Linked DNA regions of Homo sapiens: region 2 is linked to region 1. Evidence: read pairs that join two places in POLR2A ChIA-PET (ENCODE). Cell type or tissue: IMR-90. All regions are shown on one strand.

What was found. ChIA-PET counts read pairs that join two places held together with the same protein. Peaks named below come from ENCODE experiments on the same cell type or tissue, not always from the same donor. Only the 100,000 strongest peaks of a DNase experiment are listed, where the experiment ranks them.
Region 2: POLR2A ChIA-PET joins it to region 1 with 5 read pairs; 4 of 35 experiments call an interaction of 5 or more read pairs at or near these places.

What each region holds. Positions count from the first base shown.
Region 1 is chr12:56,532,831-56,540,830 of GRCh38, reverse strand. All of the region lies in intron 1 of RBMS2 (RNA binding motif single stranded interacting protein 2), which reads right to left. Among named protein-coding and RNA genes, the nearest start is that of RBMS2, 15 kb to the right of the region's middle. In IMR-90, no CTCF peak of the experiment used is centred here; a DNase peak (open chromatin) is centred at 3,520; H3K27ac peaks cover 218 bases.
Region 2 is chr12:56,307,137-56,315,136 of GRCh38, reverse strand. CNPY2 (canopy FGF signaling regulator 2) reads left to right here. Exons shown (of 6, transcript NM_014255.7): 2 at 1-7; 3 at 171-286; 4 at 3,723-3,926; 5 at 4,083-4,179; 6 at 4,542-5,293. The coding sequence ends at 4,585. CNPY2-AS1 (CNPY2 antisense RNA 1) reads right to left here and starts at 3,723. Exons shown (of 2, transcript XR_002957416.2): 1 at 2,638-3,723; 2 at 329-608. In IMR-90, no CTCF peak of the experiment used is centred here; no DNase peak of the experiment used is centred here; H3K4me3 peaks cover 247 bases; H3K27ac peaks cover 238 bases.

The DNA of each region.
Region 1 (8,000 bases):
CCAAGCCCAGCCAATATTTAGGTTTAATTCTACCATTGTCTTGTATTAGCTGTGTGACTTTGGATAAGTTGCTTGACCTCACCTATAAAATGGGGACAGTTAACAACACCTATGAAATAGGACTGTTGTGGGGATTAAAATAAATGCAGGTAGCCAGGTGTGGTTATTCTTGCCTATAATCCCAGCTACTCTGAAGACTGAGGTGGGAGGATCACTTGAAGCCAGGAGTTCGAGATCAGTCTGGGCAACATAGTGAGACCTTGTCTCTATAAAAAACAGTTTTTTAAAAATCAGCTGGGTGTGTTAGTGTACACCTGTAGTCCCGGCTACATGGAAGGCTAAGGCAGGAGGATCACCTGAGCTCAGGTGTTTGAGGCTGCAGTGAGCTATGATCACACCACTCCACTCCAGCCTGGGACAGAAAGTGAGATCCCCTTTTGCAATAAATAAATAAATATATACATATATGTAAATACAAATAAATACATAAATACATACATACATACATGTAAAACTCTTATCATGCTGCCTGAAACATAAAAGGAGCTGACATCTATTCATTCAATAAATATTCAATGCCCACTTTAGAGTACTAGGTACTACGTTAGGTACCAAGGACAAAATGCTTAGCTAAACCAGACATGGCTCTGGCCCTAATAAAATTTTCAGGAGTATTTAGTGGGGAGAGAGACATTAATCAAATAATCATAAAATAATTTAATAATTACCCACTGTGATAAATGGGCTACCAAAAAAAAGACAAAAAGAAGGCTGTGGCCTATTTTCATTAGACTAGTCAGAAAGATGACATTTAAGTATGAAAGACTTCAAGGATGAGAAGAAACTAGCCATTCGGAGAATGAAAGAGATCATTCCAGAAAGAGGGAGCACACGGTTAAAAGCTATAAGGTGGGACTTTGGAAGGAATAGAAGGCCAGTGAAGCTGGAATGTAATGAAGCATCCGGCCTCTCAGTTTTTAGAAGGTTTATGTGAGTTAAATTTTATAAAGGGCTTAGAACAGTAACTGGTATGCTCAGGAGGCTGAGGGAGGAGAATCACTTGAACCTGGGAGGCAGAGGTTGCAGTGAGCCGAGATCACGCCATTGCACTCCAGTCTGGGCAACAAGAGCGAACGAAACTCCATCTCAAAAAAAATAAAAGAACAGTAACTGGTATGTAAAAATACTGTCTATTATATAAAATAAAACTAAGAAAACAAGGTAATTATTAACTCCAGGGAAAACAAAAATTGAACAAAGGAACTATTATCATAGCATATTATATAGCTTAGCTAGAAATAATACTTATAAAATCATAATAATATAAATACTGAATACTGGTTTAACTAAAAATCATGACACAACTTATACACAGAAGGTGGGAAGAAAGGGGAAGCTGGAACATAAGGGCACGGGGTTTAAGAGAAATAAATCTTTACCCTCTATAACAGAAAGGCAATATCTGATTTGCTGAATCAATACACAAACATAGACTTATAGAATTGCTGAATTCTGGCTGGGCGCAGTGGCTCACGCCTGTAATCCTAGTACTTTGGGAGGCTGAGGTGGGTGAATCACTTGAGTTCAGGAGTTCCAGACCAGCCTGGCCAACATGGTGAAACCTCATCTCTACTAAAAATACAAAAAGTTAGCTGGGCGTGGTGGTGTGCACGTGTAATCCCAGCTACTTGCGTGGCTGAGGCAGGAGAATTGTTTGAACCTGGGAGGCGGAGGTTGCAGTAAGCCGAGATTGCGCCACCGCACTCCAGCCTGGGCACCAGAGCAAGACTCTGTCTCAAAAAAAAAAAAAAAAAAGAATTTCTGAATTTTATATAACTAACAACGAATGATTTGAAAAGGAAATTAAAACTGTTCCATTTCTAATAGCACCAAAAATAATAATATGCTTAAGAATAAGGTTAACCAAGGAGGCAAAAGACTTGTACAGTGAAAGCCAAAAACATTACTAAAAGAAATTGCAGAAGACACAAATATATGGAAAGACACTCCATGCTCATGGATTGGAAGCATTAACATTGTTAAGATATCAGGGCCAGGTGCGGTGGCTCACGCCTGTAATCCCAGCACTTTGGGAGGCCAAGGCGGGTGGATCACGAGGTCAGGAGTTCAAGACCAGCCTGGCCAAGATGGTGAAACCGTATCTCTACTAAAAATACAAAAATTAGCCGGGCTTGGTGGCAGGCGCCTGTAATCCCAGCTACTCAGGAGGCTGAAGCAGAGAATTGCTTGTACCCGGGAGGCGGAGGTTGCAGTAAGCTGAGATCACTGCACTCCAGCCTGGGTGACAGAGTGAGACAGCCTGAGACTCCGTCTCAGAAAAAAAAAAAAAAAAAAAAAAAAAAAGATATCAGTACTACTCAAAGCAATCTGCAGATTCAGTGTAATCCATATCAAAATCCCAAAAATGGGCTAGGTGTAGTGGCTCATGCCTGTAATCTGCAGATTCAATGTAATCCCTATCAAAATCCCAAAGATGGGCCGGGTGTGGTGGCTCATGCCTGTAATTCCAGGCACTTTGGGAGACTGAGGTGGGTGGATCACATGAGGCCAGGAGTTCGACACCAGCCTGGCCAACATGGCAAAACCCCATCTCTACTAAAAATACAAAAATTAGCTGGGCATGGTGGTGCACGTCTGTAATCCCAGCTACCCGGGAGGCTGAGGCAGGAGAGTCACTTGAACCCAAGAGGTGGAGGTTGCAATGAGCCGAGATCATGCCATTGCACTCCAGCCTGGGCAAAAAGAGCAAAACTCTGTCTCAAATAAATAAATAAATAAATAAATAAAATAAAATAAGCAAAGGACTTGAATAGACTTATCTCCAAAGAAGATTTACAAATGACATTTCACAAATGTGAAAAGACGTTCAACATCACTAATCATTAGAGAAACAGAAATCAAAACCATGGGATACCACCTCACACCCATCAGGATGGCTACTTATAAAAAAAAAAAAAAAAAGGCAGAAAACAACAAGTGTTGGTAAGGATGCAGAGAAATTGGAACCCTTGTGCAGTGTTGAAAACAGGACAGTGGTTCCTGAAAAAGTTAAAAATAGACTTGCCATATGATGTAGCAATTCCACTTCTGGGTATATACCCAAAAGAATTGAAAGCAGTGTCTCAAAGGGACACTTGAATGTATTTGTACACTCAAGTTCATAGCAACATTATTCACAACAGCCAAAAGGCAGAAGCAACCCAAGTATCCATCAATGGGAAAATGAATAAACAAATATGTGCTATATGTTGTACATACAATGAAACATTATTCAGGGTGAAAGGCAAGGAAACACTGACACAAGCTACAACATAGGTGAACCACGAGGACATTACACCAAGTGAAATAAGACAGTCACAAAAATATTGTATGATTCCACTTACATAAGGTACATAGGATAGTCAAATTCATCGAGACAGAAAGTAGAACAGTGGTTGCCAGAGGCTGGAGGGAGAGGAGAATGTGGAGTTGTTTAATGGGTATAGAGTTTCAGTTTTGTAAGATGAAAAGAATTCTGGAGATGGGTTGCACAACAATGTAAATGCACTTAATGCTACTAAACTGTATACTAAAATGTTCAAGATGAGCCAGGCAAGGTGGGCGCCTCACGCCTGTAATCCCAGCACTTTGGGAGGCTGAGGTGAGTGGACTGCTTGAGGTCAGGAGTTCAAGGCCAGCCTGACCAACCTGGTGAAAACTCGTCTCTACTAAAAATACAAAAATTAGCCAGGTGTGATGGCAGGTGCCCGTAATCCCAGCTACTTGGGAGGCTGTGGCAGGAGAATCACTTGAACCTGGGAGGCGGAGGTTGCAGTGAGCCAAGATCATGCCACTGCACTCCAGCCTGCACAACAGAGCAAGACTCCGTCTCAAAAAAAAAAAAAAAAGTTCAAGATGGTAAATTTTATGTTATGTATATTTGTCACAATTAAAAATAAAAATAGGCCAGGTGCAGTGGCTCATGCCTGTAAACTCAGCACTTTGGGAGGCCAAGGGGGGCAGATCATGAGGTCAGGAGTTCAAGACCAGCCTGGCCAGCATGGTGAAACCCCGTCTCCACTGAAAATACAAAAAATTAGCCAGGCATGGTGGCAAACGCCTGTAGTCCCAGCTACTAGGAAGGCTGAGGCAGGATAATTGCTTGAACCCACCAGGTGGAGGTTGCAGTGAGCCAAGATCACGCCACTGCACTCCAGCCTGGGAGACAGAGTGAGACTCCATCTCAAACAAACAAACAAAAAAAAAAAAGAAAGAAGGAGAGAAGGAGAGAAAGAGAGAAAAGAAAGAAGGAAGGAAGGAAGGAAGGAAGGAAAAGATCTTACTAAGAAAAAGAGTAGGAGGTAAGGAAACAGAGACTCTATATGGACTACTCTTTCAAGAAGCTCAGGCCAGGCATGGTGGCTCATGCTTGTGATCCCAGCACTTTGGGAGGCTGAGGTGGGAGGATTACTTGAGTCCAGGAGTTCAAGAACAGCCTGGGTAACATGGTGAAACCCTATCACTACAAAAATACAAAAATTAGCCGGGCAGAACTCCTGACCTCAGGTACTCTGCCTGCCTCGCCCTTCCAGAGTGCTGGGATTTTTTTTTTTTTTTTTTTTTTTTTTTTGAGACAGAGTTTCACTCTTGTCACCCAGGCTGGAGTGCAATGGCGTGATCTCAGCTCACTGCAAAATCCACCTCCCAGGTTCAAGTGATTCTCCTGTTTCAGCCTCCCGAGTAGCTGGGATTACGGTGTGCGCCACCACGCCCAGCTAATTTTTGTATTTTTAATAGAGACAGGGTTTCGCCATGTTGGCTAGGCTAGCCTCAAACTTCTGACCTCAGGTGATCCACCCACCTGCCTTGGCCTCCCAAAGTGCTAGGATTACAGGTGTTAGCCACCACACCAGGACAATCGTTAACCTTAATGATCATTTACTATGTGCCAGGCATTCATTACTAACAGCTCAATAAAGTAGATACTAGTAGTATGCCATTAGATATGGAGTTATGGGGGGAAAAGAAGGTCAAGGATAATATTAAGGTTTTTGGTCTGAGCATATGGAAGAATGAAGTTGCCATTTACTGAGACAGAGAACAGTTTTGGCAGGGCAGGGAGGAGAAGAGCAGGCAGGAGCTCTGTTTAAATATGTTAAGTTTGAAATGTCTAATAAATGTCTAAATGGAGGTGTCAGGTGTAATGTTAAATATATAAATCTAAAATACAGGAGGGCAGTCCAAGTTGAGAGTTCCAGTCCAAGTTGAGAGTTCCGTCATACGGGTGCTATTCAAAGCTATGAGACTGGATATAAATTTTTTTTTTTTTTTTTTTTGAGATGGAGTCTCCCTCTGTCACCCAGGCTGGAGTGCAGTGGCACAATCTCAGCTCACTGCAACCTCTGCCTCCTGGGTTCAAGTGATCCTTCCACCTCAGCCTCCCGAGTAGCTGGGACCACAGGCATGCACCACCACGCCTGGCTAATTTTTGCATTTTTGGTAGAGACAGGGTTTCACCATGTTGCCCCAGCTGGTCTCAAACTCCTGAGCTCAAGCAATCTGCTCACCTCAGCCTCCCAAAGTGCTGAGGTTACAGGCATGAGCTACTGCACCCGTCCAAGACCTGGATAAAACTATGAAGAGAGAAGTATAGACAGAAAAGAGGCTCAAGGACTGAGTCCTGGGGTACTCCAAGGTTTAGAGGTCAGGAAAATGAGGAGAAACCAGGAAAGGAACCAGAAAAAGAGAGGCCATAGAAATAAGAAGAAAACCAGGAGAGTGTGGCATTCCATAAGTCAAATGAAGAAAGTTTCTCAAGGAATAGAGTGATCAATTGTATCAAGTGTTGTCGATAGGTTAAGATGAAAGTTAAGAAATAAACATTTACTGGGGCTGGGCGCCGTGTCTCACGCCTGTAATCCCAGCACTTTAGGAGGCTGAGGCGGGCGGATCACGAGGTCAGGAGATCGAGACCATCCTGGCTAACACAGTGAAAATCTGTGTCTACTAAAAATACAAAAAATTAGCCGGGCATGGTGGCGGGCGCCTGTAGTCCCTGCTATTCGGGAGGCTGAGGCAGGAGAATGACGTGAAGCTGGGAGGCGGAGGTTGCAGTGAGCCGAGAACGTGCCACTGCACTCCAGCCTGGGCGACAGAGCGAGCCTCCATCATAAAAAATAAATAAATAAATAAACATTTACTTAATAACATGAGTCACTGCAGACTTTCAAAAAAGCAGTTTTGGTGGAGTGGTAGGAATAAAAGCCTAATTAGTTTGCTTTAAGAGGGAATGAGAGAAGTCTGACATTATCAAAAAATGGAAAGGATGTAAATCTATGACAAATTTTATACATTGTTGATGGAAACAGATTTGGTACAATACTTTGGAAATAAATTTAGCATTATCTCCCAAAGTGGAATATTCGCATACCTGATGGCTCAGCAATCCCACTCTTAGGTAGAAACCCAAGAGAAACTCTAGCACAAGGATACTATATACAGAAGAATGTTCAGAACAGCAATTTCAAAAACAGCAAAAATGAACAAACACAATCTAGAAACAATCCAAAAATCCCTTGGTAGGAGAATGGATAAATTACAGTATATTCACAAATGAAATATTGTAAAGCATGAAAAAATGGATAAACCACATCTATATGCAACATGAATGAATCGTGAAAACACAAAACTGAAGGTAAAAAAACAAAAACAAAAACAGAAGACTATGTGCTGCAATAAGACACTACAGCAGTGGTTGCAAGCACAGATTTGGAACTAGATTACCCGGGTTCAAATCCCAGTTGGGCCATTCACTAGCAGTATGATTTTCAAACTCTCTGTAACTCACTTTTCCTCATCTATAAGATGGGAATAATAATAATGAAGTTGTAAGGATTAAATAAGATAAAATATAGTTATATAACTATATATTATATAGATATAATTATATACAGTTATACAAAGTACTTAGAACAGTGCAAACAAGTTAATTAAACATGATTTTAAAACTATGTTTTTTGGGAAAGACTTTCAGTCCAAAATGGCAGTATAGAAGTAAACTGGCTTCACTTTCTTCCACAGAAAACTAAAACTATGTTTTTAAAAAGTAACAGGGCTGCTGGGCGCAGTGGCTCATGCTTGTAATCCCAGCACTTTGGGAGGCCAAGGTGGGCGAATCACTTGAAGTCAGGAGTTCGAGACCAACCTGGTCAACATGGTGAAACCCTGTCTCTACTAAAAACACAAAAATAAGCCAGGTGTAGTGGCATGCGCCTATAGTCCCACCTACTCAGAAGGCTGAGACATGAGAATTGCCTGAACCCGGGAGGTGGAAGATGCAGTGAGTTGAGATCACGCCACTACACTCCAGCCTGGGTGACAGAGGAAGATCCCGTCTCAAAAAAAAAAAAAAAAAAAAAAAAAGTAATAGGGCTGGGTGCCGCGGCTCACACCTATAATCCCAGCACTTTGGGAGGCCAAGGCAGGAGGATCGCTTGAGGTCAGGAGTTCGAGACCATCTTGGGCAACATAGCGAGTCCCTGTGTCTACAAAAAAATTTTAAAATTAGCCAGGTGTGGTGGTGAGTGCCTATAGTCCTACCTACTTGGGAAGCTGAGGCAGGAGGATCACAGGAGCCCAGGAGTTCCAGGCTGCACTGAGCTACGATCATGCCACTGCACTCCACTCTGGATGACAGAGTGAGACCCTGTCTCCACAAAAAATTTAAAAATTAGCTGGGCATGGTGACGCACATCTGTAATCCTAGCTACTCAGGAGGCTGAGGTGGGAGGATTGCTTGAGCCAGGGAGGTCGAGGCTGCAGTGAGCCACGATCGAGCCACTGCACTCCAGCCCGAGTGACAAAGTGAGACCCAGTCTCAAAAAATAAAATAAAATAAAATAAAATAAAAAGCAAGAGAGTAATAAATACAGAATTTAGGACAGTGGTTAGCTCTAGAAGAGGTGCAGAGGATGAGATGGAGAAATTCATGTGTACGTAAT
Region 2 (8,000 bases), 230 kb after region 1:
TGTGGAGGTAAAGGCACAACGGGAAAAAGAAGTGGAGGAAGCAGAGCCTTGGGAGGGCATGAGATCCAAGGCCTGGGAGAAGGATGAATGGAAATCCTGGGTTGATCCCATTCTCCTCACACCCTACCCCCTACCCTGTCCCCTGCTCTCATTCTCTCCTCTTCCACCAGCATGCAGGGCTCTGGTGGATGAACTAGAATGGGAAATTGCCCAGGTGGACCCCAAGAAGACCATTCAGATGGGATCTTTCCGGATCAATCCAGATGGCAGCCAGTCAGTGGTGGAGGTAACTGTTACTGTTCCCCCAAACAAAGTAGCTCACTCTGGCTTTGGATGAAATTCGACTGCTTAAAAAGGACCTTGGTTTAATAGAAATGAAGAAAACAGACTCAGAAAAAAGATTTGGCTCTGTCTCATTTGGAAGAAGCTGCAGGCTTATTCCCCATGCACTTGCTTCCTGGCTGCAAACCTTAATACTTTGTTTCTGCTGTAGAATTTGTTAGCAAACAGGGAGTCCTGATCAGCACCCTTCTCCACATCCACATGACTGGTTTTTAATGTAGCACTGTGGTATACATGCAAACATCCGTTCAAAATCTGAGTCGGAGCTAAAAATAAAAAATGAAAAAACAGAAATAAGAATAAAAGGTCTTATCCTCATAATTAGGAAATTTTAATCGAAAACAACACACATGTACACAAAGGTGTATCTAATAAGCAATATATAAGGCAGTGTTAAGATTACAGTGCTAGCCTGGGCATCATGGCAAAACACCAACTCTACAAAAAAATGCAAAAGTTAGCAGTGCATGGTGGCATGTGCCTGTAGTGACAGCTGCTTGGAAGGCTGAGGTGGGAGGATCACTTGAGCCCAGGAGGTCGAGGCTGCAGTAAGCCGTGATTGTGCCACTGCACTCCAGCCTGGGAAACACAGCAAGACCCTGTCTCAAAAAAAAACCAAAACCCAGCACTTTGGGAGGCCAAGGCAGGCGGATCACCTGAGGTTAGAAGTTCGAGACCAGCCTGGCCAACATGGTGAAACTCCGTCTCTACTAAAAATACAAAAAAGTAGCCAGGCGTGGTGGCTCATGCCTATAGTCCCAGCTACTCAGGAGGCTGAGGCAGGAGAATCACTTGAACCCAGGAGGCAGAGGTTGCAGTGAGCCAAGATCGCACCACTGCACTCCAGTCTGGTTGACAAGAACAAAACTCTGTCTTGAAAAAAAAAAAAGGCCGGGCGCGGTGGCTCACGCCCGTAATGCCAGCACTTTGGGAGGCTGAGGTGGGCAGATCACAAGGTCAGGAGATCGAAACCATCCTGGCTAACATGGTGAAACCCCGTCTCTACTAAAAATACAAAAAATTAGCCGGGCGTGGTGGTGGGTGCCTGTAGTCCCAGCTACTCAGGAGGCTGAGACGAAAAGAATGGCGTGAACTCGGGAGGCAGAGCTTGCAGTGAGCTGAGATGGTGCCACTGCACTCTAGCCTGGGCGACACAGCGAGACTCCTCTCAAAAAAAAAAAAAGAAAAGAAAAAAGATTATGGTACTTTAATAGCTGTTGTTCACAGAGCCTACACTACATCTTTAATACTGTGCTTACTGAGGATATTAGTCTCAATTTAAACAAAATTATTATTATTTTTTTGAGATGGAGTTTAGGGCTTGTTGCCCAGGCTGGAGTGCAATGACACGATCTCGGCTCACCGCAACCTCTGCCTCCCGGGTTCAAGCGATTCTCCTGCCTCAGCCTCCCGAGTAGCTGGGATTACAGGCATGCACCACCACACCTGGATAATTTTGTATTTTTAGTAGAGACAGGGTTTCTCCATGTTGGTCAGGATGGTCTCGAACTCCTGACCTCAAGTGAGCCACCCTCCTCGGCCTCTCAAAGTGCTGGGATTACAGGCGTGAGCCACCACGCCCGGCCAAAAATAAAATATTAATGAACACATGGACACAGGGAGGGGAACGTCACACATCAGGTCCTGTTGGGGTGTTGGGGGCTAGGGGAGGGATAGCATTAGGAGAAATACCTAATGTAGATGACAGGTTGATGGGTGTAGCAAACCACCATGGCACATGTATACCTATGCAACAAACCTGCACGTTCTGCACATGTATCTCAGAACTTAAACTATAATTTAAAAAAAAATTATCTTCATCTATAGAAATTAGAAGTATAAGTTGATCAGGTTAATCAAAAAATTCTGTTTATAACTTGGAGCTAATGTTAACTGTCTTGTTTCTTAGAATTGTACAATGAGGTGCCGGGCACGGTGGTTCATGCCTGTAGTCCCAGCACTTTGGGAGGCTGAGGCGGGTGGATTACCTGAAGTTGGGAGTTTGAGACCAGCCTGACCAACATGGAGAAACCCCGTCTCTACTAAAAATACAAAATTAGCTGGGCGTGGTGGCACATGCCTGTAATCCCAACTACTCGGGAAGCTGAGGCAGGAGAATCACTTGAACCCGGGAGGTGGAGCTTGCGGTGAGCCGAGATCGCGCCATTGCACTCCAGCCTGGGCAACAAGAGTGAAACTCCATCTCAAAAAAAAAAAGAAAAAAAAAAAGAATTGTACAATGAGGTAAAATAAAATCATATAGTTGAAACTACTGCCAAGTACAGTGGCTCATACCTGTAATCCCAGCACTCTTGGAGGCCAAGGCAGGCAGATCACTTGAGCACAGGAGTTCGAGACCAGCCTGGGCAACATGGCAAGACCCCGTCTCTACAAAAAAAATATAAAAAAGTAGCTGGGTGTGGTGGTGTGCATCTGTGTGAGGCTGAGATGGGAGGATCACCTAAGCCTGGGAGATCCAAGCTGTAGTGAGCCTCAGTCATCACACCACTGCACTCCAGCCTGGGCAACGGAGTGAGGCCTGTCTCAAAAAAAAAAAAAAAAAAAAAAAAAAGAAGTACTTTGAAACTATCAAGTAAACCATATTAATTTAAAACCAGGCCGGGCGCGGTGGCTCATGCCTGTAATCCCAGCACCTGGGGAGGCCAAGGTGGGCGGATCACTAGGTCAGGAGATCGAGACCATCCTGGCTAGCACGGTGAAACCCGTCTCTACTAAAAATACAAAAAATTAGCTGGGCGTGGTGGTGGGCGCCTGTAGTCCCAGCTACCCGGGAGGCTGAGGCAGGAGAATGGTGTGAACCCTGGAGGCGGAGCTTGCACTGAGCCAAGATAGTGCCACTGCGTCCGGCCTGGGCGAAAGAGTGAGACTCCGTCTCAAAAAAATAAATAAATAAATAAAATAAAATAAATGAAAACCACACTAGGCCAGGCACAGTGGCTCACGTCTGTAATCCCAGCACTTTGGGATGCCGAGGCAGGCAGATCACCTGAGGTCTGGAGTTTGAGACCAGCCCGACCAACACAGAGAAACCCCATCTCTACTAAAAATACAAAAGTTAGCTGGGTGTGGTGGTGCATGCCTGTAGTCCCAGCTACTCAGGAGGCTGAGGCAGGAGAATCACTTGAACCCAGGAGGCAGAGGTTGCAATAAGCCGAGATGGCGCCAATGCACTCCAGCCTGGGCAACAAGAGCAAAACCCCATCTCAAAAAACAAACAAACAAACAAAACTAATTAAAATCAATTAGGGAAAGCTTTTTAGAATAGGTTGTTGGAGCTAGATTTGGAAAGAAAAGTAAGGATATAAATTACTAATGTACAGAGGTAGAAGAGAGTGACCCAAGGCTGAGGACATTTCTAGGTGCCTTATGCCCGCTCAGAGGCCCACCTCACAGAGCTGCTGGAGGAGATATGTGACCGGATGAAGGAGTATGGGGAACAGATTGATCCTTCCACCCATCGCAAGAACTACGTACGTGTAGTGGGCCGGAATGGAGAATCCAGTGAACTGGACCTACAAGGCATCCGAATCGACTCAGATATTAGCGGCACCCTCAAGTTTGCGGTGAGCTATGGGAATCGGTAGCTGGTTCTTGGACATTAAGGGGTTGTTGGAGAACCAATTAGAAAGTTAGGCTGATATCCTTGTCCTCCTCTTTGGAAGTGAAGGCAAGAGGCCTCTTATTGCCCTGTGTCACCCATTTCTCCCTTGGGTTGGCAGTGTGAGAGCATTGTGGAGGAATACGAGGATGAACTCATTGAATTCTTTTCCCGAGAGGCTGACAATGTTAAAGACAAACTTTGCAGTAAGCGAACAGGTAAGCTGCCCCCACTTTATCTCCTGTTCTAGTAGCTCTGTGGAACCTGACATTCCCTAACTCACCCATACACCCCCATCCCAGAAACCTCTGGTATTAGGTCAAGAGCTGTCTTCCATTTCCCTTGGCTTAGGGACTTGGGGTGTTCCTCCACATTTTCTGTCAGCTTTCAGAATTTGTGTCCCCTTGACCCTGAGATACAGGTGAGAGGACAGTGGGGATGTTTTATCATTTATAAGCATATATTCTGCAGAATGGTGGTTGGTGTGTGTTTGTGTCAGCTTGGTCTGGGAAATTTTCTTGATACTGGCAGATATCAGTATGAGAATGGCATATTCCTTTAAATTGTTTGCCATTTGCAGATCTTTGTGACCATGCCCTGCACATATCGCATGATGAGCTATGAACCACTGGAGCAGCCCACACTGGCTTGATGGATCACCCCCAGGAGGGGAAAATGGTGGCAATGCCTTTTATATATTATGTTTTTACTGAAATTAACTGAAAAAATATGAAACCAAAAGTACAAACTGTGTTGTCTTTTCATGCCTGGAATTGCCCTTACATTAAGCTTGAAGATAAGGAGTTATATAGACAGGAAAGATAATGGAGGAGAAAGAAGAGTTTTGGGATTGATACAGGATAAAGGTAGGAGAGGCCTGAACCTTTAATTCTTCTACCTTCTGAGATTCCACTCCACTCATAAACTAGATAAGCTTTCAGTCAGTGCCCACTCAATACCACGTCTTTAGAGTCTAATTGTGGAGAATAGAGGAACCTCCATGAGGAAGCAGGGGAACATAGTGTATGGTAGTGTAGAATTCTAGAAATCCCTTGTGTTCATGGCTGTTGAAACATAAAGTAAGACAGGGCTTGGTCTTGAAGGAAATAACGGATATGCATTATTCTTCCTTCCCTGCCCATCCAGATGGAGGGACCAGCAAGAACAGAGACAGGAAGGGGAAAATGGATGTGACCAACTCAGCTGAAAAGTAAGGGCTTTATCGGATAGGGACAGACGAGGTAAGGAAGGTTGTTTAATGAGAGGCCTTGCTTGCCAGCCTAAGCTTTTAAATTTGATGCCAGTGGCAACAATAAAGTGTATCTATCACTAGCCATTGTCAATCTGGACTATAAGTCTGTCCACAATTCTGTGTGTAGAGATTCCAGACTGGGGCATAGGGATGAAAACCTAAAGGATACCTTCTTTTGGGAAATTCTTTTTTTCTTTTTTTTTCTGAGATGGAGTCCCGCTCTGTCGCCTAGGCTGGAGTACAGTGGCGCGATCTCGGCTCACTACAAGCTCTGCCTCCCAGGTTCACGCCATTATCCTGACTCAGCCTCCCGAGTAGCTGGGACTACAGGCGCCCGCCACCACACCGGCTAATTTTTTTTTTTTTTTTTTTGTGAGACAGAGTCTCGCTCTATCGCCCAGGCTGGAGTACAGTGGCGCGATCTCGGCTTACTGCAAGCTTCGCCTCCCGGGTTCACACCATTCTCCTGCCTCAGCCTCCCAAGTAGCTGGGACTATAGGCACCCGCCACCACGCCCGGCTAATTTTTTGTATTTTTAGTAGAGACGGGGTTTCACCATGTTAGCCAGGATGGTCTCGATCTCCTGACTTCGTGATCCGCCCGCCTTGGCCTCCCAAACTGCTGGGATTACAGGCGTGAGCCACCGCGCCCGGCCTGCACTGGCTAATTTTTTTGTATTTTTAGTAGAGGCAGGGTTTCACCGTGTTAGCCAGGATGGTCTCGATCTCCTGACCTCATGATCCGCCCGCCTTGGCCTCCCCAAATGCTGGGATTACTGGTGTGAGCCACCGCACCTGGCAGAAAATTCTTAAGCACTCTGAGCTTGAGGTATGGTTGTCTCAGGGTTTCAAATGGAATATCTCCGGTCCCAAGAACACCTCAAGGAGAGAAGACCTGAATAAACATTTCAAAGGTTTTAAAAATTACATCATTTTAGAATCTAAAGGAACCTTAGAGGTCGTCTGGTTCACCTCTGCCCATTTTATTGATGAAGAAGCTGAGGCCCAGAGAAGCCATAGAACTTTATGAAGTTCTGTATTTAATGGCAAAACTGGGTCTATAAGCTAACTTTCCCAAGTGCTGACCTGATCTAATATAGCTATAGAGTACCTTCTATTTTAAGTCTTTTTTCTCTAATAATACCTTGCACTAAGCCTGGCGCATAGAATGCATATATTCCACAAAGCTTTCTTGTACCAAAAATCCCTGTGAAATCTGACAAATTAACTAGAGCACAGAGCAAGCACTCTGATATTTGTTGTCAACTAATATCAGCCTGGTGTTAATTCCATCTTCTCCCATCATCCATAAGAAATGCTGTGTTCGCTCTAGTTTTCCAAACCAACTATTATAAAGCTTATTTTTTCTTCTATGATGCATATAAGTAATAATTACATTTTTTCATGTCCCTGAAAGTATACCCAAGGTGCTGTCCATTTCGTGCTTCGTGCCTAAAAATGCCTTTCTTTTCCATCAGAAAGCTTATCAGAAGTATAAATGAGAGTACTCTTCAAGCCAAATGCGGTGGCTCGTGCCCATAATCCCAACACTTTGGGAGGCCAAGGTGGAAGGATCATGATCACTCGAGTCCAGGAGTTTGAGACCAGCCTAGGCAATATAGTGAGACCCCATTGCTACAAAAAATACAAAAATTAGCCGGCATAATGGTGTGCACCTGTGGTTCCAGCGACTCTGGAGGCCAAGGTGGCAAGATCTCTCGAACCCAGGAGGCTGAGGCTGCACTGAGCTGTGATTGCACTACTGCACTCTAGCCTAGGCAACAGAGTGAGACCCTGTCTCAAATACAATAAAGAGAGTTCTCTTCTGGAAACTTAAAACTGTTTTAATTTAGAAAACAAATTATTCATAGTTTTAAATAAATAAATTTAATGTTAATCAGTAACAAGTTACTTGTGATGCACCTTTCTGGTTTGTCAAAGTACAGCTGTTAAGAACTCTCCAGCTGGAGAGACTTTGTCATTGGTACACAAAGGATATGTCCTATATAGGAAAGGGTGGATGTTACCTTCTAGGCTTGATTAAGGATACACTTTGTGGGGTTTTTTTGTTTTTTGTTTTTTTTTTCCTGAGGGAGAGTCTCGCTCTGTCGCCCAGGCTGAAGTGCAGTGGTGCAATCTCGGCTTACTGCAACCTCCACCTCCTGGTTCAAGTGATTTTCCTGACTCAGCCTCCCAAGTAGCTGGGATTACAAGCATGTGCCATCATGCCCAGCTAATTTTTGAGTTTTTTGTAGAGACAGTGTTTCACCATGTTGGCCAGGCTGGTCTCAAACTCCTGGCTTCAAGTAACCCGCCTGCCTCAGCCTCCCAAAGTGTTGGGATTACAGGCGTGAGCCACCGTGCCCAGCAGGAAGATACACTTTGTAAACCTCTTATTTTTTTTATTATTATCATTATTATTATTACTATCTTAGCGAGACAGGGGTCTTGCTCTGTTGCCCAGGCTGGAGTGAAATGGCATGATCATAACTCATTGCAGCCTCTAACTCCTGGCTTCAAGCAATCCTCCTGCCTTGGCCTCCTGAGTTTCTAGGATTACAGGCAAGCACCACCATGCCTGGCTTTGCACATGTTTTAATTCATATCACAAGGAATGCATGAATTTATCTGAACCCTCTGGAGGTTCATTATAATAAATTATAGCCCAGTATTTGGTAGAGCATATGCTCTTAACCTTGTAAATCTGATCAAGCTTCAGATGCCTTCTAACTTAGTTTATCAGTAAAATGTTAGAACTTAACAAACATTTCCGAAGACAGTGTTAAAT